4 separate regions of the Homo sapiens genome follow, and regions 1, 2 and 3 are each linked to region 4. A link is a contact called in ENCODE Hi-C data. All regions are on one chromosome and are shown on one strand. The core of a region is the stretch at or near the end of the contact, and the rest is flanking DNA. Distances in the headings are between cores, read along the strand shown.

The links. A loop is a pair of places that touch in the nucleus more often than their neighbours do. Pooled maps may share reads with other maps.
Region 1: a loop to region 4 is called in a pooled map, with 33 times the contacts of the local background. The contact joins two enhancer-like sites. A Hi-C loop is called at or near these places in 3 of 37 single-sample maps with no recorded cell type and 2 of 50 pooled maps.
Region 2: a map of endothelial cell of umbilical vein shows a loop between it and region 4 (6-fold over the local background). The contact joins the promoter of NBAT1 here to the enhancer-like site in region 4. A Hi-C loop is called at or near these places in 2 of 168 maps with a recorded cell type or tissue (endothelial cell of umbilical vein and mammary epithelial cell) and 2 of 50 pooled maps.
Region 3: a loop to region 4 is called in a map with no recorded cell type, with 5 times the contacts of the local background. The contact joins two enhancer-like sites. A Hi-C loop is called at or near these places in 4 of 37 single-sample maps with no recorded cell type and 2 of 50 pooled maps.

Annotation. Positions count from the first base shown.
Region 1 is chr6:22,656,034-22,663,370 of GRCh38, forward strand. All of the region lies in intron 2 of LINC03005 (long intergenic non-protein coding RNA 3005), which reads right to left. LOC105374973 (a long non-coding RNA gene) reads left to right here. Exons shown (of 5, transcript XR_007059497.1): 5 at 1,897-3,989. It overlaps LOC102724736 (a long non-coding RNA gene), which reads left to right and starts at 6,361. Exons shown (of 4, transcript XR_926578.2): 1 at 6,361-7,269. Within about 2 kb of position 1,703, at least 3 of the 41 ENCODE cell types and tissues checked have a DNase peak (open chromatin) inside an H3K27ac peak, as active enhancers do.
Region 2 is chr6:22,142,054-22,148,774 of GRCh38, forward strand. NBAT1 (neuroblastoma associated transcript 1) reads right to left here and starts at 5,140. Exons shown (of 3, transcript NR_034143.1): 1 at 4,987-5,140; 2 at 4,626-4,698. The region is part of intron 9 of CASC15 (cancer susceptibility 15); the gene reads left to right. RefSeq lists enhancers at 3,165-3,666, 6,292-6,721.
Region 3 is chr6:22,360,693-22,367,728 of GRCh38, forward strand. It overlaps a transcript of LOC105374971 not described here. Among named protein-coding and RNA genes, the nearest start is that of PRL, 67 kb to the left of the region's middle. Within about 2 kb of position 2,724, at least 3 of the 41 ENCODE cell types and tissues checked have a DNase peak (open chromatin) inside an H3K27ac peak, as active enhancers do.
Region 4 is chr6:20,873,263-20,880,258 of GRCh38, forward strand. The region is part of intron 9 of CDKAL1 (CDKAL1 threonylcarbamoyladenosine tRNA methylthiotransferase); the gene reads left to right. Among named protein-coding and RNA genes, the nearest start is that of CDKAL1, 340 kb to the left of the region's middle. RefSeq lists enhancers at 3,819-5,018, 4,362-4,591. Within about 2 kb of position 4,234, at least 17 of the 41 ENCODE cell types and tissues checked have a DNase peak (open chromatin) inside an H3K27ac peak, as active enhancers do; they include endothelial cell of umbilical vein and mammary epithelial cell, where a contact is called at or near this core.

The DNA.
Region 1 (7,337 bases), core at 453-2,952, 1.8 Mb after region 4:
ACCCCAGGTGCAGCTATAGAGGCTTCCAAGTATATTAAGGTAAGAAGGCATTTGAGAATGGAGTTTACGCTGCAGGTACCCATGTCTTCCCGCATACTCCGGAGACTAGATTTGGGTTTGAATCGATTCTGTGGCTTTCTTTTACAAATTTCACTCCAGCCTAACATTGTCTCAACATTGTCCTCGCCCACTACCAATAATTTCCACTTTAGTAACAACATTCAACTATTCTTGAGAATAGCTGAGCCTCAAATTGGGTAACACCACCTCATAGTGTCATAGAACTGAGATCCCGTGACCCTACCAACCTATAGGTGTGCAGTGCATCAGCTGCTGCAACTTGTTACCCAACTGCTGCCTCTGGTCAATTAACAAAAATAAACTTCTTTCATAAAGGCAACTTGTTGGCAAAGATTTTCTTACTTAGTAAGTCTTTCCACCTCTGGTATTATAACAGAGAGGCCAAAACAAAATTAAAATTAAGATTGTCATCAGTAAGTTCTCAGGGTTAAGTACGTATACCGCTTTTGAGTTATCTTTAAAACAACTTAAGCCAAATCCTCCCTTAAAAATAATGGTTTGAATTAAATCTCATGTCTCCCAACCTGCAATCCATGATGAACAAGCTGAACTACAGCCTTAAACAACAGAGAAATCCTTGGAACCAACATTTAATTAAAAAGACCATTAGACGGTGCCTCATTGGAAGCACAGAACATGCTTAAATGAATTTTTCAATATGTAGATAAATGTTTTACCATTAGGGTTTCTTAAAGGAAGTAAAAATTGGCAACTCATTAAGAGTGTACATAGGTACTATAAACAGACAACAAAGTGCCTCTGGCATGTTTCATGATTTAGACATCAAAAGAAAAAGTCATAAAATCTACTTGCAGTAAAACAAAGTCCATTTTTCCTCAACAAGGCTGGTATCTATTAGCTACCTCATATGTGGAGAAAGAAAAGTTACCAGTCCTTTAATCAGATATATCTGAAATGTTTTGGGAATAAATATGAAATAGCGAAGAGTGTATGTATTTGATGTTTTCTATTTTTTACACTATACAAATGAGAATGACCTTGGTGGTTTAAAACATTCATCCTCTCTGTTTCTAATAATACCTACAATCAGTTGTGTGTATTAAAAGCTTTGTTAATAATCTACAAGTGGTAGGTGACCTCAGCATTTAGTTCTGTGGTTTAAAGCATGACCAAGATTGTGTTTTTGTTTTCCCCATTTTACAGCTAAAAAGTATGATGTTAAAAATACTGACAAAAACGAGTTGTTGCTATAAATATGTGAATCAAATGGGAATTTTCTGGACTTTGTTATTATGAACATTGCACAAAGAAAAAGCCAATGCATCACACCAGAATGTCAGTGGGATAGAGTACTGAGCCAAAGGAAAAGGGCAAAGAGCCCACTTTGGTACACCTGGAGTAGATTACACACATGGGGTTGATCTTTCCCTTGAAGCCAAAAAGCTCTGGTAATGTGCTCTCCACAGTACATGATAGAGCAGGGTAAAGCTGGAAATTAATCACCCAGTGCTACCAGAGCAGTTCATTACATGCAATTGACAGCTTCCTCTCTGTATTTTTAGATGGCTAAGAATCAAGTAGTTGCACATCAAAATGTGATTTTTTTTCTTGCTTCTTGGCACAGGACCCGTATCTGTCATCATTTCATGTCCTCAAAGGCCTGAGAGAAGCTGCCATCCTTGGGCAACAAAGGATGCCATGCAAAGCAGCTCAGAACTTGAGTTGTTTCAACAGATGCTGTTTTATGTTTTGCCAAAGAATGGCCCCTTTTATTTCTGTCATGAATGCAGTCTTTCTTTCAGTTTCTAAATGTTTGCCAGTATTAACCCTAATCCTTATCTGTCATTCTTTTAGGATGATGGGCTGTCCTTTTTCCTTTGGAACCAGCATAACCTTCACCATGTAAATATGGATTGCAAAGAAATGGAAACGTGGTGCTGTTCACCTTACAGCCCCTGATGATTTCTTATAGTGGGGGAGAGGGGGATTGCACTTCAAGGTCAGAGTAGCTGAGCCACGTTATTCCAGTGTAAGAAAAAATGCTAACATTGAAATGAGCAATTTTCCCCTGTAAAGATTCTCTGCCTAGGGGAATAGAAAGATCAGAAAAGGGAGCTGGTGGAGGAAAGAACTAGAATAAACAAAGCAAGCTCAGAACAATTTATTCCTATGTTTGTTTACTGAAATAGAACCAGGAAGGACCGATGAAGGTCTGAATTAATGTAATTTATAAGAAGAGAGGCTCCCCTCCAAGGCAATGAAGTGATCTCTTTCCAAATATGTAACCAGGAGTGGCTCCCTATAAACCCAAGGCATGTCAGGGCAAAGATGGTATTCCAGATCTTTACAGCCTCCCCACTTTTTGCCTCAGAGAGAGTTCCTAATTCACCATTTAGGGATTCAGAATTGTTAATCAAACTTGCTCTGATGAAATTTTGAGGGTTGTTCTGTTTCTTGTCACAAGTTGAATTGTTCAAAAGCACTGCATCACAGATCTGATTTTCCGCATTGCGCTAGCATTTTCTTACCTTGGGGCAGGCAAAGGGCTAGTCAAACTTTAAAATTGGAACTTCTTCCATTTTTTTCCCTCAGAGCATTTGAAGTTTTTTTGTTTTGTCTGTTTGCTTTGTGTCTGTTACATTTCTCTATTTTGCTTTTCAAGTGCAAAACTACTGTGCTGGAGATGATAGAGGGGATACATAAAGGGGGAAAATACATGCTCAAGGAAGTTCACAGAGTGGATACTCTATATCCAATAATAACAGTGAGGAAAGAAAGAATGCAGTTGAAGATATGAGGGGCAGAGTAATACAGAGATTTTCACAGATTTAGAGGATTGCTGCCCAAATCCTTCTGTTTCTCTCTTTTTGTTCCTAGTGAGAGTTGTTAAAATAGCTAACATCAACATGCCTATTCTGCACAGAGGAAGGATATATGAAGAAAGCAAGAAACCACTAGCCTATGTGCAGGGTGATATGCCTTACAGCCATGCTCAGTTACTATTTTTGATCGTGGGCCTAGAAATAACCATCTGGGCAATCAGACTTTTGCATTGACATGCAATGTTGGCTAAATCCACAGGCAGCTGGCTGAGTACTATTTAAACTCAGTGCTGAGATGGGAGTAGGCCCTGACAGGCAGTAGTTAGGGGACACTCATCTATTCTACCCATGTCAACAGTAATGATACTGTAATTCTTTCCAAAATGTGGTCCTTTTTGCTATGTTTTGACAAGCTGGCTGTTATTCTAACTTTCTGTATTATTGGAAACACACAGACTAGACATTGATACACATATATGCATATGCATGTGTTTATATGGCTGTATACAGTTATGGAAGAATCCATGAGAGTCAATCATCCATATTTATTAAGTATGTACACTATGCAAAGCACTTTATTGTGTGATATAGAAAAATATGGAAAAATTGTAAGCACACTAAGTCCAGGAGAGGTTGATTCACCTATTTTCCAGAACCTCACTTTGTGTTTCTATTAAGTGACGTATAGGGATCTGGTGGCATCCAATATCATTTCTAGGTCTTTAATTCTATGATTCCATCATTTTGGATGGAAATTAAATATACTGTTAAAGACATATGGACTGGATTCATGGTTACAAGCATAAGCTTTGGTGTCAGATTCATTTTAAATACAAGTGCGGCTTCTGCCACTTTAAAGTTCTATGACCCTGTGGCATTTATTAAATTGGGCTTTAGTATCCCCAACTATAAAATAGGAAATTGTAATTGTGATCTATCTCATAGGGTTGTTTTATATATTGAATGTGATAAAGCATGTAAAGCATTTTTCAGAAATTGTGGTAAAGGACAATTATTACAAAAATGTTAGCGCTTTTATGCTATCATGATGGTAGTTATAGAAGCATTGAAAACTGGGAAAAGTAAGTCAGCAGAACTCAATAAACTTGATTCCTTTGCACTGCCTTTTTTGTTGGAAAACTGTTGACTGGATAGATTTTTTTCCTCTCCTGGGGGAAAAGTGAAGTTGTGAATTTCTTTGTACATTTCAGAAGTAAATGAGACGATCTCATGTATAAATCACTGAATTCATATTAGTTCTAATCATTCCCACAAATACATCCAGGCTTTATGTGAGGCAAATACATGCATTTATTGAATCAGTTCATTAGCAGTGAAGATATATGTATATGTATATGTGTATAAACACATAAAATCGTTTTGGCATTTGTATGTTCATAGGAAAGAGCCAGGAACTATGGATAGATTAGAAGTCAGAAAATGCAGGTTTAAGCAGAGCTCTGATACTAACTTGCAGTGTCATTGTGGATAAGTTACTTAATCTTTCTAATCTCAGTTTACTTCTTTGTGCAACTAGGGCTTTACCTATTAACTGGTCTCAGCTCTAACACTGCTGTGAAGTCTCATGACTCTTTGTCAACAATAGCTCCATGAATGATAACCTAAGATAACTACAATGAACTTCATTCTTGTATAGATCAATGTTTCTCAAATTAGAATGGGAAATCTCAAGAGTCCAGACAATTTCAGCTCAATCAGCAATCTCAAGACCTCCTGACCAAAAGTTGTCCTGTTCATATGGCCCTGTCTCCTCCACCCCCTGCAGCCAAAAATCCAATAGACATTCACTGGGAGCCAGCTGTTGTCACGCACTGCACTTGACGGTAGAAATTTAAGATATAAAATACATTTTCTAATGAGGAAGACATGTCATATTTACATTGTCTTAAATGCTAGGCAAGCACACAGAAAAACTACTAAATATTTCTGGTAAGGTCTGATAAATTGACACGCGGGTTTCTTTGGAGATGCGCCTTAAAGGATGTCAAAGAATTGATCTGGTGGATAAAGTAATGAGGAGACAGTGGAAGTTCTCATGCAAAGGAAAAAAAACAATTGTAAAGATACAAAGGTGTGAGAAATCTTGATATAGTCAGAGAATAGAAATTACTGTGGATGTGAAATAAAGAGCATCGGTTAAGAGACCAGATACCAAAGTCAAATGGTCTAGGTTCAAATACCAGCTCCATCACTTAGGTGCACATGCTGGGCTAATTATTTGACCTCTCTGCTTCAGTTTCTTCATTTGCAGTATGAGAATGATAAGGTATTGTAAGGATATATTTTTGAAACATACTCAGTCAATATGAGCTATTTTCTTGAGTATCAAGTAGAGGGGGTTAGTGAGACAATAGAGCGAGGAGACACTAAAGAGGTAGATTGTAATCTGATGACAACCAGAGGCTGTCTTATGCCTTGTCAAAAAAGGTCTCCTAGATGTGCCGATGGGGATTTATGCTGGAGAGTCCGGTGGCCATATTAATGGCATTGTGGCAGGAAGGAAAAGGGAAAATTGGAAGAGTCTTTTCATAAAAAAATAAGAGTGGAGGAATAGTCCAAAATTTTGCCTTAGGTAACCAGATGAATTGCAACCATTAACATCTGAGGCAACATCTGAAGAGGAAGTGCGTTATTGGGAAATATGATAAATTTAATTTCATTGCATTTACAGTGTCTGTGGGACATCAGCTGGAGGTATTCAATGAATGTCTGGATATAGAGCAATGTCTCAGAAGAAAGTCTAGAAATAGTGCTGTCCAATAGAAACCTACTGTGACCCTCAAATGCAAATTATTTAGTACATTAATTACGTTTTATTTAACACAATATATCTAAAATGTTATTTCATCTTGTAATCAATACAAAGTTATTAAGATGTTTTCTTGCCAGATCTTAAACTTGGTGTGTAATTTTATACTTAGCACATCTCAAGCCATATGTCAGATGCTCGGTAGCCGTATGTGGCTTGGGGACTACCGTATGGGACAGTGCGGTTCCAGAATATGGTAATGGGGAGGATTTATACATTTAGCAATGGTCAGTTGAAAGACTGCAGACACTGTGCTAGGAGCAAGAATTCAGTGATGTGTAACACAGACACATTTTCTCCTTCACTAAACTTTCAAGTTATTAGGGAATAGCAGTTCTGCTGGCCTTAATGTTCTTTCTGTGCAAATTAAATAACAGTGAAGTCACTGGGCAGAGTTGTCCCAAACCAAGTATCACAGAGCACACATGAGATTTCTGTGCCTCTTTTTTTGTTTGTTTGTTTGTTTGGAGATGCAGTCTCTCTCTGTTGTCCAGTCTGCAGTAGTGTGATCTCGGCTCACTGCAACCTCCGCCTCCTGGTTCAAGCGGTTCTGCTGCCTCAGCCTCCCAAGTAGCTGGGATTACAGGTGCACACCACCACGCCTGCCTCATTTTTGTATTTTTAGTAGAGATGGGGTTTCACCATGTTGGCCAGGCTGGCCTCAAACTCCTGACCTCGTGATCCACCCTCCTCGGCCTCCCAAAGTGCTGGGATTACAGGCGTGACCCACTGTGCCCGGTTGAGATTTCTATGCCTCTTTACCCTCTCTGCCCTGAAACTTTTTGTAGTACAAATCATACAAAGTCATAAGTGGGGATGTCACAATTTACCCCGTCAGGGAAAGCAGACATTTACAAGTACTTAAAATAAAATGAGAATGTTATAAGGGAAGAAACTCATGTGAGGGGACTTGGTTGCTTAAAGATCAGGAATGTCTCTGAAGTAATGACATCTAAGCTGGGAACTGAAGGATCACCAGGAATTAGACCAATGGGAATGTGGGTGGGTATTCCAGGCAGAAAGTAGGATACATTTGAAAGTACAGAGGTGAGGCCCTCAGGGAAAGTCGTGGAGCTAAGAGAGATTTGGACCATATGTGGAGAGGAAGAGAGGAAGGACATGAAGTTAGAGGGTCTAGGGACTTCTCTGCAGGGTGGATTAAGGGATCAAGGGACACACAGAGCCAGGGATACTAATGATGTTAGTAGACAGCAAGAGATCTTGGAAGGAACCTGGGAAGGGGCAGTCAGAAATGCAGAATAAAAACCAGAAATGAGTAATGACATACAAGACAACTAGTGAGGGAAAATTCACTTTGTGAAAAGGGCCAACAATGTGTCAACTACAGCAAGGAAGTCAAGGCTGAAAAGGCTAAAAAGTGGCTGTGGGATCAATTAATGAAGGCAGCGTTGAGGCCTTGGTGAGCACAGTTGTGAGAGAAGAGGTAGAAACCAAATCGTAGCAGTGGAAAAACAAATGAAGCTTGAAGAACAGAAGGTGTTTTAAAGAAAGCTGTCTGTTGGGAAGTGAAGGAAGGTGACGTTCCTACAAAAAGAGAAGTACACCATAACGTTGGTGAGAGTTGTTTGCTCTTTTATTTTATTTTTGTTTTTAATCGTGGGATACTAGCACATCTCTAAACT
Region 2 (6,721 bases), core at 3,890-6,389, 1.3 Mb after region 4:
GTGGCATGATCATGGCTCACTGCAACCTCTACCTCCTAGGCGTAAGTGGTTCTCCCACCTCAGCCTCCTGAGTAGCTAGTACTACAGGTGCACACCAAAACACCCAGCTAATTTTTGTACTTTCTTTGGTAGAGATGGGGTTTTGCCATGTTGCCCAGGCTGGTCTCGAACTCCTGGGCTCAAGCAATCCACCCACCTTGGCCTTCCACAGTGCTGGGATTACAGGAGTGAGCCACTGCACCTACCCTGCCTCCCCTGCTATTTTTTGCTCTCATCAAATGCAATAGCTTCCCTCTGTAAAAGGAAGGGAAGTGTCTTCCTGGGTAAGTGTATTGTAAGCTCTTTAAGGGCCCTAGACAATGCCTACCACACTGTCTTAGATTAGCAGGTCCACATAATGCATTTGTGTGAACATCATTGAATCAAACAATGACCTTGCTCACACATTTACCCCCTTTACTCAAAATCACTTATTTGTGAGATCCAAGTTTTCTTCTTACTATTTAAAGATTATTAGAGTTGATCTAAAGTGATATAAATGAAAATATTGCCAACATAAATTCACATTTTTCTTTTCTCTTGGAATAAATTCAGCTTTGGCTGTATTTTTTTTTTCTCTTGTTCTTTTTTTTTTTTTTTTTTTTGGTCTGTGGTGTAAGCAGGCTCTTGAAATGCCCTAGTTATCTAACACTGCTCTTGAACTCCACTTACAGATGATATACTAGCCTTTTACTAAAATATATCTGGGTATTAAAAGCTCAATTCTTTACTGCTGATGAGAAAGATTATTAACACTTTTTTTTCCCCAGCTATAATATGAGGCAGTAACACCCCTTTTTACTTCCAGAGCCAGAGGCAGTATGTCACATTAACCTTCATTAACTGCCCAAGAAATGAGGTACGTTCGTTAATTTAGTATTCTGGTTAGCTAAAATTGTGTGAGAAGGCTGATAAACGTCTGTGGTTTCTCCCTGTGCTATTAAAAAAAAAAATAAAAGAATGTTAAAGTATGTTAGCCCGCTTATCTTATCATCTTGGTAAGTTCAACATTCTGATTAGGGGGCAGATCTGGACAGGATGAGTCTACAGCTGGTGGGCAAGGATGGGGGTCGCTGGGGCAGGGTAGAGGAAACGCAGCCTGACTGAGATCAGCCTGAGGAAGAGCATCTGAGGCGTGTGGTGGGGGAAATCAGGTAGCATCTGAAAAGCAAGCCAAAGGTGGAAAGAGAAAACAAATTCTGTTTATATATAAGTAATGGCATGATGGAAGCCAACCCACCTAAGCCACTCAGATACCCTGTGAATTACTAAATTCACTGTAGAGATTTTTGTTATATGTGGCGTCATCACTTCTGATGTTCCCATTTCTACCTTCATCACCTTCATTTATTCATTACTTTAAAAAGGCATATCAAGCATTTTGCTAGCTACTGGGGAAAAAAAGATGAACGACACAACTCCTAAGCTCAGGAACCTGCGTTCTTTCTTCAGCTGAGCTTTAAAAAATGTAGAGTCAGCTTTACCATCACCTCTTCTCTGTTTTCCAAGAATACCGCAATAATGTCATTTCTTCATAACACCTCCAGAATCCATCTCAATTTTCCTTTCACCGCTACCAAGATTTGGGCACCATTCCCTTTTAGCCAGGCAATTGCAGAAGCCTCTTGATTAGTCTCCTTATACCCAATCCCTTCCTCCCCCATCAATCTTAGATTTGGCTACCGGACTTATTATCCTACAATTTGGTTGTTGGTCCCAATGTTTATGAAGAGGGTAATAGCTTTATATTGTGGCTCTCCTCAACCTAGTCCCGCTTCTACAGAACTAACACCCTACTTGATTCCTTCATCCACCTTCAGACATATGCATGTATTTTCACCTACCTGGTCTCCCTCCCACAATTTTTTTCATTTCCAAAGCAGGACAGCACGGTGGTTAAGACCACGCACTCGGGGGCCAGATATGCTTTACTACTTACTTGCTGTGTAGTTTGGGCAACTTATTTAACCTCCCTCTTGTGCTTCTGTCTGTGTATCACTGAAAATAACTTATTAAAAATATTTTCTCATAAAATTAAGTAGGTTAATGTACCTAAAATGCTTAGAATAGATGCTGGCACATAGTAAGTGCTAATTTTTAGCGACTGCCATTGCTATTGTTGTTAATACCTAAATCCTGCCCTACTCCCTGGCCCGATATTTTATAGCTCACTGCAAATCCCAGAGAACTCGGGGAACCTCCGCAGACATTTAGGTAGAAGTGTTTGTTCCCTTTTCAGCCCATCTGTGGTACCACTTATCTGACCCACACTTAGCAAGTGGATTGAGACTTACTAATTATTTTCATGGGAAATAAAACCTGAAGAAATGACTAGCAATAAAAGATAATAAATGGTTAGTAATGATTGATAGAAAAAAGTAGCACAGGCTCTATAGAGTATGTTCTCTGAGGGCAGGGACAATGCTTCGTGTGTCTTTGTTTCTTACACAATGCTTTATGCGTTGTTATTAACAAAATTGAGCCCCCATTTTTTTTTCTGATTCAATGGAGGATGTGATCAGAAGATCATTAATAGACCAATCTGTTTAAATAGACAATGAATAATCAGATAATAGATTGTCTTGACTGGTAGTGTATGAACGTGAAGAAATAAGGAGCCACCTTGGTTTTGGACAAAGGGTTGTCTAACCCATCTGGACAGTAGTTCTGGACATCATGAATGTGGTGGTTTGGTACGATTAGTTTGGTGGCAGGCTGCCAAATGGAATGAAACAAAAAGAGGGTGACCAGATTGGAGATCATTGGGTGGGAGGGTATGAGAACCTGAGCTTGGACTCTAGGAATGAATGGAGAAGAAATCTTAAATCCAAGGGCAGATGGTAAAGAAACAATATATAGGATTTGGGAGATCATAGAGGATGTTGAAAAGGCAAGGGTAAAAAGTGACTGCTGGATCTCTTCCTTGGTTAACTTTGGAGAATTCAAATTGGGAAAAGGTTGTCTTGAAGGACAAAAGATGTGTGCAGTTACTGGACCTTGAGCTCCAAGATGGCAGAGACCATGCATCTCTTGCTCATCATTGGAACCCCAGGGTCTGGGACCATCCTTGACACACTTATACAGTGAGAGGCTGAAAGGGCATCTCAAATGAATTAAAGGCCACTTACCTTGATATCTACACAGTCCAATAAGACATGTTGTAGACAATTACCTCCCACCTGTTTAATGATTCTCCGGTTCTAGTTAGCCGGCATAATCAATTTTGCTAAAAAGGTATACCTCTCACGTCTTGGGAAGGACGTCCCAAATAGGCAACTTACTTAATTCCAGGATGAGTGACAGAATCTACAGACCCTGAGGCCATCTCACTTGTACTTGCCTTAATGTAACTAGTAAAGCATACCTGGCAGTGCAGCACCTCCACAGGAAGGTGCTCCAGAAAGCAATTGTTTGCTCTCACCCTGCTGAGAAGTAGCAATATCCATGTGGCTTAAGGGCTGTAGCTGCAGCCATGAGCAGTGTTAGAAAAATATCACCACCATTTGCCAGCATGAGATGCCAAACTGCAAATAAGAGACATGTCGATTCAATGAAGCAGAAACATTTCACTTGTTTTTAAGATTACTTGCGAGAACTTTATTGCTATGTGTTTGTCTGCCTTTAAATAAGAAATTGCATTTTTAAAAAACCATCTCTTCTCTTCTCCCTACAAAGGGACGAGGCTTTCCTACTCGGGTGAATATTGCCTGTGCTGCTTACCGAAGAAAGGGAGCAGTCTTGGCAAGCATCTTATTAGTCTAAAAATAAATTATTCAGAATGCAGGTTCAGATACAGATTGCAGGGAGAGATAATAGAATAGGTTTTCCAAGCCTGATCATGCTATGAAGACGTGGTGTGTGCTTTTCAGGAATCCACTTAAGTGGAATCAGCTTTGACTAATACATACTAGAAATAATATTGCTGCCATCCAGCTAGTGTCTGTGGTACAGCATCCTCAGAATGTCTTCAAGTATCCACGGCCTCTTTAGTCTCTGTAAGTGCGCATATGTAAAAGTGTATATGTATTCCCAAGCAAGCTTCAGAGGCATGCTTCTCATTGTTCTTTTAAGGAAATGTCTTCCTGGCCGCCTGAGAGGGGCATGTCTCACTTGAGGTTTGTCTCCCTCCTGCTCCCCCTGCCTGGGTGAAATAGTTGACCACATCAGCAGCCGACTGCAGTTTGTCATGTGGTTTCTCATGTGATGCTGGGTCTGCAGCACTTGGGAGCAAGAGTCTTTGTGACTGGCACTCATGGACAGACAGTGGTGTTCAGGGACAGAACAGATTTTGGAGGGGGTGGGGAGGCCAATAAACCAAGAAACGTCAGAAATAAAAGTCGCATGAAGTACTCTGATCTCTGTATTTCCTTTTTTTTTTTTTTTTTTTTGAAATTTGATTTTAACTCTTGCTTTTTTTTATGGTTTGTGTCTGTTTTTTCCACCCCCGCTGGCGCCGAGCTGCGCTGTTTTGTGTTTCTTTTTTTTTTTTTTTTTCTATTTTTTTTTTTTAAATTCTGAAGCCAGACCGTCTTTCCTCACAGCTCCACGGCTGCATCTCCGTGGGCACGCAAGCTTCCCCTGGTTACCTGAGCTGCTCCTGCCGTCTCCCGCCTGGGCTTCGCCGTGGTGCACCCGATCCCGGAATCGTGCGTCTGCGCCCTGCGAAAGAAGGACCTGCTGGCGGAGCTCCGGCCGGGGTCTCCTGCCTCGCAGCTGGGCGAGGGGACTTGGAGGACAGGGTGAAGCTGCAGAAGACCTGGGGTGGGATGGCTAGAGAGGACGCCAAGGACTGGGGAAGGGGAAGTTAGGAATACCTTACATCCAATGCCCACCCGTGCTCCGCAGGGCAAGGGCAGCCGTCGCCTCGGCCGCGTGCACCCAGCTCAGGCTGTTCCCAGGGATTTAGTCTGGGGGGACAACCCATGGCGAGATGTGGTGGCATTTTACCTCAGAGTGGAGCTGAAGATGGATAAACAAGGTATCTGATGTATCTGCCTGAGAAGGCAGAGCTGGAGAAAGGCGGAGCGAGGGAGCGCGTGAAAAGAAAGAGATGCCGAATGCCGGGTGATTGTCTGCCGCTTGCTGTGCATTCTCATTCTAGGGAGGATGGCATAATTTATAACCCAGCACATGGATAGAGGAACTGTAAATTGTAGTCTGGATGTCCCCGGCGCTGTCGACGAAGGAACTGATGGGCTAGGTGACTGTACCAGTGTCCCCAGAGAAAATCGCAGCCTCGCAGCATGGATTTAAATGCATGTGCATGCATGTAGAGACATGAAAAAAGGTTTCTGACCATTTTACACAGGAAGTCTGTCACTTTGCTGGATCGGGCTTGATTGCAGCTTGTGTTTTCAGCTCCAGTTCAACACCCATTTCCTGACTAGTGAGACAGCATGGCCAAAGCAGCTGCATGCAGAATTTTCTTTTTACTGTGAAAGCAAGCCCCCTCTGTTTTAACTCCTTCCAGTTCTGAATGCTCTGTGCTTTGCTAGGACCGATTGTGGGGTTTTGTTTTCTTCTTCTACAAATCCCTGTAAACACAGCTGTATTCAGTAATGGCAAAAAAATTCTATCCTGTAAATAGAAATCTGATCAATTTAATCAAAATAAATGTATCCCAGATGACTTTGAGACCAGCTGGCTACCACAGGCTTCAGATGCTAAATGCTCAGTGGAGATGAATACAGTGTTATATTTACATGTTTCAGAGTGCCGGGATCAGCCTATAATTTGCAAAAAGAAATTATTTTCTAAAGACGAGAGGTGGTCCTACCAGCTCACAGCTGATGGTTAGGTACAGGTGTAAATGCTGTTCATGTGATTTGGAGATTTGCAGTGTTGCATTTCAAAAGGCATGTGCCATGAGGCAGAGTATGGCTGTTGTTAGTATGGAGAATGCTTGCTTCTAACTTGCTGTTATGGAGAGCCGAATGCCCTCTGAATAGCTTCTAGTGAGGTTGAGGGCAGGCACTTGAGGCTTGTTGTAGATTCAGATGTGAGAGCTGGGGTTCTCCAACCCCAGCTCAGTGGAGTCAGCTCAACCCTGGGGGTGAGGAGGTTTCCCAGTTGTCATGGGGAGCTCTTCTGGGACGCCTGTCTGGCCCTTCCACTGTTTGTTACTAATTCTACAAAGGCAGCTCTGTGTGTTGGATTATGTTTGGCCAGCTGTTGATGCATTCCTGCGGATGGGGCTGGGTGAGGATCTTATTACTGTACTTTCAAACTGTAGATCTGTGTGCAGGGATAGTACAGAAGGAAAGGAAAAGCAATAAGTTACAGAATCTGATCATTCTTACCTCTTTCTCCAGATAGTCCTAGAGTGAATCCAGAAAGGCTTTAAAGTGAAAAGAGGAAAGAGAGAGTAAGTGATTGGGGGTGGGTGGCATGAGGAGAAGAGAATGAAACAGAGCAAGCGCACAAGAGAAAAACAGCCTTAGAACTTCAAAGCTGCATAGACAAGCAGAATGTCACCAGCTTGTAATTAGCGGTTCATGGTTGCGTCAGTGACTGTATCTATCCAAGAATAACTATGTGATATGTGCCACAAAGTGAAGAAGATAGTCATAACTAAGTTATCAAACCCAGTTCAAACAAGGGCAAATGGATTAAGAAATTTTCTGTTTGTAAATCAAATACTGATGGATTACACAGATAAGACTTAACTGAATTCTGCGTAATT
Region 3 (7,036 bases), core at 1,474-3,973, 1.5 Mb after region 4:
GACAGTTGGTGAGAGTGTGAAATAGGAAACTTTACATGGATGTGCTTTATAGACTGTGGTGTGCTTATCAAATAGACACTCGTATTTTCATATTGAAGGATTACAAGCTATGTCAGAGACTGATGAGGTAGCCGGCTCATTTCCTCTTCTTGGACTATGTTTCCCTGTTGCACTTGCAGTGAGGTGGCCATGTAGTTGAGTTTGAGCCAGTGACATGTGACCAGAGGTGATATGTGATATGTGTCTTCCAGACTCAACCACTGAACCCTCCCACAAGGGCTCCTGTGTGCTGCCTCTGCTTCTGATGATTTGATGCAGATACATATGGGGGCCTTAGAAGATACATACTGATGTATATTCAAATTCTTACTACCAATTTGGAAAATAATTTGGTACCAGCTTCAAAATTAAAATATTATCATACTCTAGAGTCCTACTGTTCTACTCATAGGTATATTTATTTCAATGAACCTTGCCAATGTGCATTAGAAGACATCTGTGAGTTTATTGATTATAATAACCCCAAACTGAAAACAGTACAAATGCCTATCAATAGGAAAGCCAAATGTCCATTAACAGAAGACTGGAGAAAATAATTTATATTCACAAAAAGATTATGTAATAATAAAAGCCAGTTACTATAACTACATGCAACTACATAGATGAAAGAAAAATAATGGTAGATGAAAGAAACATAATGGTAAGTGAAGAAAACAAGTCACAAAAGAAAGTATATCTTGTGATACAATTTTTTAAAACTAAAAAAAGAGAGATGGAATGGCAAAACAAAGCAACATATTTTTTCAGGGCTGCAAACATTGTGATTTTTTTTTAAAGAGGAAGGGAATTGTATAAATAATCTATTATTAAAATAATACTGCAAACCACCACCCCAAAACTCAGGAGCTTACAGAAAGTAACGTGTATTATATTATCGATCTGGCTTCCAAGTCAGCTGTGTCTGTCTGATCTTGCCAGTGCTTGGCTGATCTTGGCTGGGCTCTCTGTAGCTTCCGTGAAGCTACAGGCTGGCTGGGTGGTTCTGCTAATCTTGGCTGACACATGCTTATGGCTTGGCTGTTGGCTGATTAAGGATGGCCATGATTTAGGGTGACACAACTCTGCTCCACGTATCTGTCACCATCCAGCTGTCTAACCTGGCCAAGTTCTCAGGTCAGGGCCCAGAGGGAAAGAACAAATAAGGCTGATTCTGCCAGGGGGCACACAAGAACATGCGTGTGCTTTCCAAAGCTCTACTTGCATCTGATTTGCTTACAGCCCACTGGCAAAATCAAGTCACCCTATCAAGCCTGGAATCAGGGGGAGGGGTCCCCATAATGGTATAGAGCAAAGGACATTTGGGAGGCCAATAATTAGGGCTATTAATGCTATCAATCCACTGTGGGAATATATGATCATGACAACCCTTATCAGGGAGGCAGGGGGTGAACTAGAGAAGAACACACAGTTACTGGCAGGTTGTTGGTAATATTTTAATATTTTAATTCTTAAGCAAGGCAGAAGTTAGAGGTTTCACTTTGCAAATTATACTGTATAACTTACATACACATTACATATATTTTTGTATAAGCACAAAATCCTATATGTTTTTTAATTGGACAAAAAAAATTCCAAAACAAAGCAACAACCTTTCAAATGTAAGGAAAACAAAGAAAAGCTGAAGGGCTAATTTGGGAAGTCCAGTGGCAAATTGGGCCTTTGGATTCCATTTCCAGGTTCTGCAAAATAGGATATTAATTGTCTCCTTTTAATAGAAGATTGTGACTTTGACAAAGAAATCACTTATTAAAAGAAGTTGAAGGGCAGGTTTGCCAACTAGGGAGAATGATTCTCTCTTCTAGAGACCTCAGATCAAATTTCAACAATGTAGAAAAGCCACGTTTATTCTGCTCTACTTTCCTGTCTTTTATTGTTTGTTTTATTCCTGGAACAAAGACCACAGCTTGTCTTCGAAAGACTTCCATGTGAGTTTGAAAGGGTGTAGAATTTGGAACATGCTCTAGCTCAGATAAAACTCCTGATTTTTTTTTTTTTTTTTTTCAAAGCGCTCCTCAATCAGACCCAGATCTCAGACCTCCGGGGTTTGATTCATTCATCTCTAGCTAAGACTATGTTTTCTAGCCTCTCTCCAGAAGACTGGGAGATTCACTTTAAAAAGACGCTGCTGCTGCTGCTTTTTTTTCATCACAAAAGAATTAATGTTTTCACAGCCCTTTGAAGACGTGGTGTCACGCATGTGCTGTTATTAATAATAAAATACAGATCTGTTTCACACCATCTGAAAAACAGGGTTTTGCCACCATGAAAGAGCTTTTATTTCTACCAGGTCTTCATGATGCGTAGCCCAGATCCAGCTCAGCCTCAGACTGGGGAACCATGTCCCAGAAAATGGGTAAAGAGAGGAAACAGCTGGAGAGAAACAAAACAATGCACAACACCCAATACGTTAAAAAATAAAAATTCAAAGGAGGCTTTAATCACCATTGGAGATCATTTCCCCTGACTGCAAGCATTTTAGATAGAACTGGATTCAGCACCTGCTAAAGATGGGGCCTGGTGAGTGGATCCTGGATTCTTTATGGATTCTGAAGAAGGTAAACATCCCCAGGTTCATGAGCCTGTTCAGACAGGAAAGACAGTACTGATTGCAATCTGCTGTTAGTGTTTCCTTTTATATTTGTTCAGTGCTTTGAGTCATTCTTTCTCCTTTTCTTCTCTGAAACTACTAACATTGCTCCTCCAGTAGCCTTTTGCATTTACAAGCTACCTTGTCATGCCTTGGTTTTTGGGGAAGAGGAGATAGATGTAAAGTGAGGCTACTGTAAACAACAGTTCAATAGAGGCTTCAGAACAGGGTCCATTTAGGGAGGTGAGTGCAAACATTCCATGAAATAAAAAGAACCGCTTCTGTGAGCTCAACTCACAACAGGCACAGCCACTGGCAATAGCAGCCTGAGAAGGAGCAAATTTGAGAGCTGGGTCTGTTATTCTTATTTTTGTAAATCTTTGCACCTGTCTTTGGTGGCAAGATTCTCAACTCATTTCCCTTGTTTCTGTTCCTCCTCCTCCCTGCACTCCATGCCTCTCTGGGGTTCTGCTTGTTTTGGAACTAGTGATTCAAAATGGACTCCAACATTGTTTCTGAATCACAAAGCGTTTGCAGAAGAGGGAAGTATTTCTTGCTCCATTCCAAGCCCCAACACAGAAGGTGTTGTATGGAAAAGGGAGCTGAAGGGAGAAGAAAAAGAGGAGGAAAAAAAAAGAGGCAAAAGTAAAAAACTCAAGGAAATCAAGACCATGCTGTGCAAAATTGTTACAGCTGTTTCTGTTTTTATTGGCTGTTTCTTTTGGCTTCATTTTTCCAGCAACTGCAGTTCATGTGAGCAGGAAGGCATACAGCATGGCCGAGCTCCACGGTGGGCGGAGGGGAGGACAGAAAAGGGACTGAGAAAAGGATGGAAGGGGCTGGGTGTGGAGGTTATGAATTGTGGCACAGTGCTTAGAGGGGACACACATCAAAGCATTTCTTTTTTTGATAGTTTTGTGGAAGCCTTAGCAATAGAATTTAGAGGCATTTACTGGAAAGCTCCTAAAAGCATCCCATCTCCATGGCTGGATCAGATAGGTGGTCTGTTTAAGGCAGTATACTATCCTTGAAATGATGCTCTGATATCTGTGAGGAAATAATGTGTCAAGACACATCCCTTCCCCTTTCCCTCCTGGATAGTGATTCACCTAGACCAGTGCACAGGGCAGAACATACGGGAAGTGCATATTTTCCCTGGGGGACTCTATTTCTCATGGTTACAAATGGAATGAGTTATATGCCTGCTCAGTGACCCTATGAAGATATTGGCAGCTGGGATACAGCACCTCAGGGCTTGGAGCGAGTTGCTCACCCACCTTGATCCCCCTGCAAAGCAGCTGGAAGGTGAGCCAGAGACAGGCACATGAAAAAAGCTCACAATGAGTCTCTGTCTCTTTCTTAAAGCTTCCTATTAAATATGTGATTTAAATGACATTTTTAAGGTTTATAAGACTGCTTACATTGGAATTCTTGAATGTGATAGTATTTTTAACTGCACTGGCCCTAACACACACACACACGCGCACACACACACACACACACACACACGTTCGCACTGACTCTCACTCTTTTTTTTCTTTTTGAGACGGAGTCTCACTCTGTCACCCAGGCTGGAGTGCAGTGGCATGATCTCGGCTCACTGCAACCTCCACCTCCCGGGTTCAAGCAATTCTCTGCCTCAGCCTCCCGAGTAGCTAGGATTACAGGTACCCGCCACCAGGTAATAATTTTTTGTATTTATAGTAGAGACAGGGTGTCACCATTTTGGCCAGGCTGTTTTTGAACTCCTGACATCGTGATCCACCCGCCTTGGCCTCCCAAAGTGCTGGGATTACAGACTCTCACTCTTAATCAAATTAATTTTCCAAACTCTAAGGAAACATCTTTCTAAAAGTGAAAATTGTGTTCCAAATGAGGGCAAGTGGGTAAGAGAACTGGAAGTTAGAAGATAGAGCAAGAGGAAAAAGTATTTACTTATATTTGACTTGCAGTTATATCCGAAGGGAAAATACAATAAAAAGTTGATTAATAACAACAAAACCTCCCTATATCTGGTGATAAAACATTGTTTGCATGCTTTCACATTTTAAACAAAATTCCAGCTATGCTGTAGAATGAGAGGTGAGCCAGAATCCCAGTGCCCATGCATTGGTTCTGTTTTGGAGACTTGGTTTTACTCTGAACTGGGCTTCTGACTTACTTGGCTACTGGAGGGCAAATCATAACCAATATATCTCAGTGCTGTCATCCAAAAATGGAGGTGGACTTGGGAAGATGGACTAATTAAAGGTTGCAAAGCACTTTTGAGTCTATAAAGCCATATGTAATTGCAACCATTAAACCTAGTAATATAATGAAGTGTTGAAAGTTGTGTCTTCGTCATTTTGTTTTCTAAATTCAGTGAGAGACTCCTTCAAAGCCCATTCTGTTTACTTTCCCAAGGAAATTGTCTCAGTCCATTTTCTGTTGCTGTAACAGAACACCTAAGACTAGGTAATTTATAAAGTAAAGCGATTGATTGGCTCTAGAGGTTGGTAAGTCCAAGAATGAGGGGTTGCATCTGGTAAGGGCCTTCTTGCTGTGTCATAAAATGGCAGAAAGCATGACATGGTGAGAGAGAGCAAGAGTAGGCCAAATTCAGCTTTTATAGCAAGCTTCTGATAAGAATCCATTCATCCAGAGTCCTCATGACATAATCACCTCTTAAAGGTCCTACCTCTCAACACTGTTGCACTGGGGATTAACTTTCCAACACATTAACTGTGGAAAACACATTCAAACCATAACAGAAATTAATGAATGAAAAAACTGGTGATTTGGGCCAATGCGCTCTTGAACAGTTATGTATTTTGAGATATACCAAGCTTTTTTCTGCATTTCCTAATATTATTTTTATGTTCATTATGTTACTATTAAACATTTTTTCATTACGTTATTATTTTCTTATGTATTAATAGTAGTTAATAATACATTTACCAAGAATTAAATTTGTTTAAAATTTCGCAGTTGGGGCAGAGTTTACCAAATGTGGAGTGAGCCTATCTGTTGTGAAATAGAACTCACTAACCTCTTAACACAGGAAAATCAGTGATTTCATCAGATTAGAATTACATAGAGAAGCTATTCTCTGGGTGCAAAGATTGAAATTGCTTCTTGTGAAAGACACAGTTTCACAATTTCTTGTGAAATTGTTTCTTGTATCTAGTTTAAAACAGACACAAGAGAAACTTCATATGTAGTGCTGACACGTAAAGAGTTGGAGAATGAGTTGTCCCTTTGCGCCTCAACTTCTCCCTCAATGTCATGGTGGGCAAAATTATTTTGCCTTAGGCTTTAGCTGTAAAATGGGTTGCTAGCACTTGACCACAAATGGAATAATTACAATGAGGTTTGGAAGCCTACAGCATTTGTATTGAGGACATTTCCCCCTTGTGCATCTGTTAACTGTTATTACAGATTTGAGATACCATTAATCAGTAGCATCTTTAACAAATGTAGAGTAGATTTTTGCATACTGAGGTTCAGCCAGGCACCCCCATTAGCTGGCATACATTGGACCTCACTTGCAAAAACATGTTTCTGCTGTTATTCTTACAGAAGGCTGTATGTTCACACACATGCACAATTATGAGACTGAACACTCCCTTCTTCTTTGGATTGCTCTTTGATCTTTTGTAATTTTGCTGCTTGTGTCCATATGGAAATGTTAGCAACCAGCAGGCAATTCCTTTCTATTATGATTCCTCCTGATTCCTCCTCCATTGTCTTTCCCCTTGTTGTTTCTTGTTTGCATTGGGCTCCAGACTGATGCCAACATTTCAACGGGGTACACCTCATCAGTTTCAAAAGCTCAATTTGCTTTAAGTAGCCAGCAAAGCTTACCCTTATTTTTAAGTACCTGTTTATACCTGAGTTTCCCTGACATGCAATGACAACTTGGGCATCTCAAGAGAAACAGTTTTCTTGTGAGCCTGGAGACCTATGGGATTAGGCATGTAGGTCATAAATGCTGTCAGCATTAAGCTTGTTTTTAGTGCAGTGCTCTCTGGATTTCCATTTTGGTCTTTAATGACTAGGAGTACATATAATAACACACAGGCATGACCTCATCCAAAGACAATTTATTTAAAAATTGTCTTGGAATTAAAAATTCCAAACCCTAAAAAAGCTTAATTTGTGGGTGGTAGTTTATAACCATTTCTAAAATTTCTTCCTGTCTGTAGTACCCAGTAACTTTAGTCCTGGAAATCTCTCTTTTATTATAATGGAAAATACCAAAGATATGAGAGCACAGAAATATGTGCTTACTAAGGGAGCTTTCTTTCTCTTAGAACCTTCTGAAGCTCCTCCCTGGGAGAGATTAAATAATGTCCGCTCTTTCCCACTTCCCAATTCTATCTTCACACATCAAACAAATGAAAATCCTTC
Region 4 (6,996 bases), core at 2,984-5,483:
GTGATAAGAATTACCTAGGAAGCTTATCAAAAATGTAGATTTGGGAACTCTTTGTCATAGGTCTCTAAGACTAGGGCAGGACCTGGAAGTATGCATTTATAAACTCTCAGGTGATGCAGATAATAAATAATGATTATGGTAGCTGATATATATTGAGGACTTCTTACATGCCAGACATTGTGATTATATTTATAATCACGATCACATAAGAACCTTACTGAGTATGTATGTAATTTTCCTATTTTACAAATGAGACACAGAATCACAAAGAAGTTAAACAATTTCCTCAAATTTACATAGCCAGGAAGCGGTAGTTCTGTGGCCCATGATCTTGATCACTCTGTTGTTCCCAATAAGTGCTGATAATCAGTATTTAGAATAGGGGCCATTAGAGATACTTGCAGGAGGGCCATTGTCCCACCCTCACATCCACCAAGGCCCCCACACATTGTATTTATTTCCGTGGGTGTTTTAAAAGGCAGTGCTTTGTTTCATGTTACAATTTTTGTAACCTTGCTTAATTTTTAATATTCTTTGAGCCTTAAGAAATCTAAGAGACCAGGTTTCTCTTAACTTCCAAGAGGTCCTAGTGAGTGATTGCAAAAAAATTGGATTGCAGTGCATCGAGTTGCTAAGGGGAGGTGAAAGAATCGAAGTAGCTAACATTTGGAGGTTAAGGAGTAGTAGGGCAGGTCCGGAATTCTGTGTGGAAGGTGCTTAAGGGTGGCAGTCCCAGATGGGGGAGCTGTGGGTTTAAAACAAGCAGCCTGATTTTACTTAGAATTATGTTTGTTTGTACTGGCTTGAAGGACGTTGGGCCTGGGATATAGAAGTAAATAATTGGGGTTAGAGGTAGAGTTAGGGGGAGATGGCTAAAGCCCCATAAAAGCTACTCTTTGGTGCCCTCAACCATGGAAACAATGGAAATGGTATGGTAGATGATGAAATTGTATGGAGGAAATGGCATTTTTACATTGGGGGCTATTTATCCATGTTTCTAGATGAAAAGGAACAAGGAAATAGCAAGTTTTTTTGTTTGTTTGTTTGTTTTTTTTTTGAGATGGAGTCTCGCCCTGTCGTCCAGGCTGGATGATAGAGTGGTGTGATCTCAGCCCATTGCAACTTCCGCCTCCTGGGTTCAGGCGATTCTCCTGCCTCAGCCTTCCAAGTAGGTGTGATTACAGGTGCCCGCCACCACGCCTGGCTAATTTTTTTTTGTATTTTTATTTTATTTATTTGTTTGTTTGTTTGTTTATTTTTAAACTTTTTTTGAGATGGAGTCTCACTCTGTAACCGAGGCTGGAGTGCAGTGGTGTGATCTTGGCTCACTGCAACCTCCGCCTCCAGGTTCAAGCGATTCTCTTGCGGAGCTGGGATTACAGGCATAAGCCACCACACCCAGCTGATTTTCTGTATTTTTAGTGGAGATGGGGTTTCACCATGTTGGTCAGGCTGGTCTCGAACTCCGGGCATCAAGTGATCCGCCTACCTTGGCCTCCCAAAGTGCTGGGATTACAGACATGAGCCACCGTGCCAGGCCACAATATTTTAATATTCCTGAAAAGAGGCATCTTAATAGATGAGAGGGCGACTTCAGAAGAGATGGGAAAGGAAGGTAATGTTAGACAAACAAAAGATTAGGGACATTCCTACTCTGATACAAGAAGGAGCAAAGAGAGGTTGTGTCAAAAAACTTGAGATATTTTGAACTGATGGGAGGAGGGTTAAAGAGTTTCAGAATAAATAATGTCTAGCAGGCCGGCGCGGTGGCTCACGCCTGTAATCCCAGCACTTTGGGAGGCCGAGGCGGGTGGATCATGAGGTCAGGAGATCGAGACCATCCTGTCTAACAAGGTGAAACCCCGTCTCTACTAAAAATACAAAAAATTAGCCGGGCGCGGTGGCAGGCGCCTGTAGTCCCAGCTACTCGGGAGGCTGAGGCAGGAGAATGGCGTGAACCCGGGAAGCGGAGCTTGCAGTGAGCCGAGATTGCGCCACTGCAGTCCGCAGTCCGGCCTGGGCGACAGAGCGAGACTCCGTCTCAAAAAAAAAAAAAAAAAAAAAAAAAAGTCTAGCCCTTTTGATAAGTAGGTGGCAAGACATGCTTCCAAGTAAGCACTGAGCATTTGAAGAGATGGTTACATATGACTTGATCATTCTGTATCTTTGTAGACCTTTGAATTGATAAAAGAAAAAAAATAGTGCTTCCCACTCTTATAAAATGTTTCAGTATGTACAGTTATAATATTTCATGTTCACCATTGTCTCTGAGATGTGGGGAGGGGGGTTGGAAGATTGATTCCAGGAGAGGGCAGCAGCGCTGTAAGCATTTAATTTGGGTATATCCTTTCTCTGTTCCCTTGGCTTTTAAAAATTAAGTAATAATGTGTTCTCTGTCTCTATTACCTTCACTAATGAAAAAAAATAGGGTCTGTAAAGCTATTTAATAATCTTACAATTTATTAATTTATTAGTTTCACATTACTAAACATGGCAATTGTGGAAAATACAAAGCTACTGAAAATTATCCTCATATATAATAGATCTATTTGAAACATTTTGGTATGATTTAGACCCAGTTTTGTCCTGACTCTGTGTGTGATTTGTATAATAAGAAATTGAAAAAAAGGCTTACTAGCTTAAATAGCTTTAAAAATATAAACTGTGGGAACATAGGACTAATTGGGCTTGTTGAAAGAATTTTTAACAGATAAACATTAATTTTTATTAAGCACAGACCGAATTGAAAAAGGCTAAACTTACATGTTAAAATAATTTGGCAATCTAACTGCAGATTCAAAATTTCTGAAAATGTAAATAAATTAAAATGTAGGCAGTGTTTTACCATCTGTAATGAATTAGCATTCCATTTTTACCAGCTGCTGCTGGGGTTTTTGAAGCTGACTCAGGATCTGAGCACCCTGGTGGGTTTCTGCTGATAAATATAAGAACCTGTAGTTTAAAACTGGCAGAGCTGGACTGGGGATTAGAAAAGTCACTGCAACTTTAAGCAGCAGATTCTTTCACTTGGGGCAGGATGTAAGGGTGTACTTTCTCTAAAGATGCCGTCAGTACAAATGCGGAGGATAGATTACTACTGCTTGCTGCTAACATGACAGGACATTCAGGGTGCCACTACTGTTGAGTGTGGAGTCAGCCTTGGAGGAAAAAATCCCCAAAACCTTCTTTGGCAATTGTCTCTTATGTAGTGGACATATTTTAGGCAAAATGACAGCATTTGTGCATTGATGGGATTAATGCTTCATTCTAAGGATTAAATTCGTTAATATTTTTTCTTTGTGTACTTTTTTATTCCTAAAACTTTTATTTTGAGCATGCAGGAGACAGGGATTTCTTGGAAAGAATATGAATTTTGAAGTCAGGCAGACCTAGATATGAATGCAAATTCTGTTGCTTCTTAGCCACTTGTAACAGGCAGGCGTAGAATTCAGTGTGTAATCATTAAACATTTTGTTTTCTTTCCTCACATTGGTGAGGATAGTTTTCTTTTGAGTATTTGCTTTAGTGCCTTTAATTAATGAAAAACAACTAGTTAAAAGGTTGGCTAATTCCTTTATGATATACACACACACACGTACACACAGAGCTACCTATCTCCTCTCTTACTTTTTATTGTCAGTCTTTTTATTACAAATTAGTCTTCTACATATTATAAATTTAAATGCTAACTAGAACCAGCTAAAAAGTCAATACACTTGTTCAATCAACACTTTTATTTAACACATAGTATGTGCTGTGTATTGGAAGGTCTGGTGATGATGGTTCCAATTCTGGCCTTCTGAAGCTTATATTCTAAATGGAGGATGCTGTAGACTGCTGTGAATACGGTGGAATCAATAAGCATTTACATTGTGATGGGAAAGACTTTTGTGGTTAGGGAAGCATTCCTGCAGGCAGTGTTGTAAAATGTGGAGCACTTTACAAAAAATATGTTCATAATAGCAATTACGACTGAGGGATATGAAAACACCTCAACTGTTAAATAAGCATGGTGATTCTGACCTGGACAGATTTGTGAACGTCATCTACAAGTCTTTGCCATCTAATATCTGATGAGATTTAGGGATTTTTAGCCTAATATCTTGAAAGTATCCTTGGAGTTTTCAGATCCTCACTTTGTCCAAACTTGCTGTCCTGTTCCTGTTTTCACAGAAACTTCAGGTGTCCTCACAGGCTGACTAGGACCAAGGTATACCTATCTGACCATTATGCGGGCCAGTCTGAGGTCACTGCCCTGGGGCTGAGACCTGTGTCACTGATTTACTAGTGACTCACTGTGTATTACCGCAGCTGGCCCTTGACTCTGCTTCCTCAGCTGTAGTTCAGTATGAACTCAGAAAACTTGTTTGTGACCCGAAATTAGTTCTGTGTTCATTTCTTACTCTTACTCATGCACACATGACTCATGACTTAGTCCTTGTTTTAAACTTGTGCATTAGGGTAGCTCTGAATTATGTCCTCCTTCTCCTAGAAGCAGAACCTCTTATCCTGTTTTGACTTGGCCCTTGACTGCTTAAAATGTCTGTAGTTGGCTTTGTATGGTTATAATCCTAGCCCCTTAGGCTGGGAATTTTGGCCATCTGTGGTCTCTATTTCTAGCCTTAGCCCTAACCACCCCACTTCCTGCTGCTCCTGTCAAATGCACTTACTTATACTTTTCCGTATGTGTCTCAAGCTTTCCTACAAAGATGATGGGTCTTTGCTGACCCTATTTCTTTCGTTCAGGATGAGCTCAAAATTACCACATTAGTTTTGAAACTTGCTCTAATTTCTCCTACCAGGAGGAATTTCTTCCTTCTTGGCAATACTGTGGTATTTAATGGTATTTTACTGTTTTGCACTTTGTATTATACTTATTTGTGTTATGTCTTGTCGCCCCTACTAGACTGTAAGATGATTTTATCTGTATACCATTAAGTGTCTCATACATACAGATTCTCAGTAAAATTTTGCTGGTGGAATGGAGTGGAGACCCAGGCTTTAGATAGTAACTGGGAACAACAAGATCGAATTTCTTATCTGTTCGTACCTAATAAGCTCCTCTCTCCCCTCGCCCATAGGCTTTGCTTACCTGTCACAGAACCTACCCTGCCTTTTTTCCTACATGCGGTATTATTGTCCTGAACTCCTTCAAGTGTTAAGTAAATCAGTAAATCTTTAAAGCCAACCTTAGCGGCCAGGTGCAGTGGCTCACGCCTGTAATCCCAGCACTTTGAGGGGCGGAGGCCGGCGGATCACTTGAGATCAGGAGTTCAAGACCAGCCTGGCCAACATGGTGAAACCCCGTGTCTACCAAAAACATAAAAAATTAGCCGGGTGTGGTGATGCATGCCTGTAATCCCAGCTATTCAGGAGGCTGAGGCGCTTGAACTCGGGGAGTGGGCGGAGGTTGCAGTGAGCTGAGATCATGCCACTGCACTCCAGCCTGGGTGACAGAGCAAGACTCTGTCTCATAAATAAATAAATAGCTAACCATAGCAACTCTATCAGATTTTAAAGAAATATCCCCCTTCGGCAGGGCATGGTGGCTCACGCCTGTAATCCCAGCACTTTGCGAGGCCAACGTGGGCGGATCACCTGAGGTCAGGGGTTCAAGACCAGCCTGGCCAACATGGTGAAACCCTCTCTATACTAAAAATACAAAAATTAGTCAGGCATGGTGGCGGGCGCCTGTAATCCCAGCTACTCGGGAGGCTGAGGCAGGAGAATCACTTGAACCTGAGAGGCAGAGGTTGCAGTGAGCCGAGATCGCACCATTGCACTCCAGCCTGGGTGACAGAGCAAGATTCTATCTCATTAAAAAAAAAAGAAAAAAATAATAAATAAATAAAAGAAGTATTCCCCATTGGTGATTGTACCAAAAGGATATAGAAATACCTGCCTAGTCCCTAGGACTGATGTACAGGTGGACTCTTTGCATTTCTGTAGAGAACCCACAAAACCTCTAGTACCAGTGACAAAGTCAGGCTGCCCCAAAGGGGCAAAGCCACTTTGGTAGAGTGAGGAAGAGGCAGTAAGAGTCTCTAGTTAGTTTTGAAGTCTTGGTCTTCCCTGGTCAGGAGGAGTAGAGTACACCTGCTGGTTTCAGCACTGCTCTCAGATGGTTAAAAAACCACTCTCAATATATAATATCTCCCGCCTGTTATGTAATAGTCACTTCAACAGTTTTTATGTTGTTTAACTTTTCAATACAACCTTTTTGGATTATCATTATTTCCACTTTTATAGATGAAGAACTAGAGATTCAAAGATTCATTCAGGAAGCAAATATGTGTTGTATCCTGGGGTCAGGCTGACTGTTGTCTCTGCCTGCTAGTCTGGAATTTAAACCTTGTTCTCCTTTGTCACTTGATATTGGCAATTTCTTTCCTGTCCTTGCTGGATTTCCTGCATTTCTCACTTGTGCTCTCCTCTGACTTTTCTGACCTCTTTGGTTCTAAAAATTATCCCTGATTCCCACACTTCTGGTTCCTATTCTGTGTGGTGACCCCTGCTGTTTGCTGCCCACACCTCGGAGTGATGCTGAGTGAGGGAATCCAATCTCCCAAACAGGAAGCTTACCAAGTTTTGAAAGCAGAGCCTTTTCTTGCAGTCAATTAAAGGTTCACTCTGACTGTCCATTTTTAAACTATGGTATGAATTTTGTCTGTCATTTTCTTGCCCTTGTCTTCCTGTGAGAAGACTGTGTTTTATTTATCAAGATAGTAGTTTTAATTCTCTTAGAGGTTGGGGCTTTAATAATTGAGTGATTTAAAAACTTTTTATGAACAAATTCTGTGTCTTCCATATCACACCTAGAGAAGCAGTGAGGGACATATTTTACTCTTTAGAATTATATAAGTAATTTCCTCATGCATCAATAGAAAGAAATTAGCTACAGGCTTCGGAATGCTTAGAGTGGGAATGCGAGATAATCGTAAGTAAGCTCTACATAGCTGGTATTACTTTTTTTATTCCATCAAAGAAACTACATTT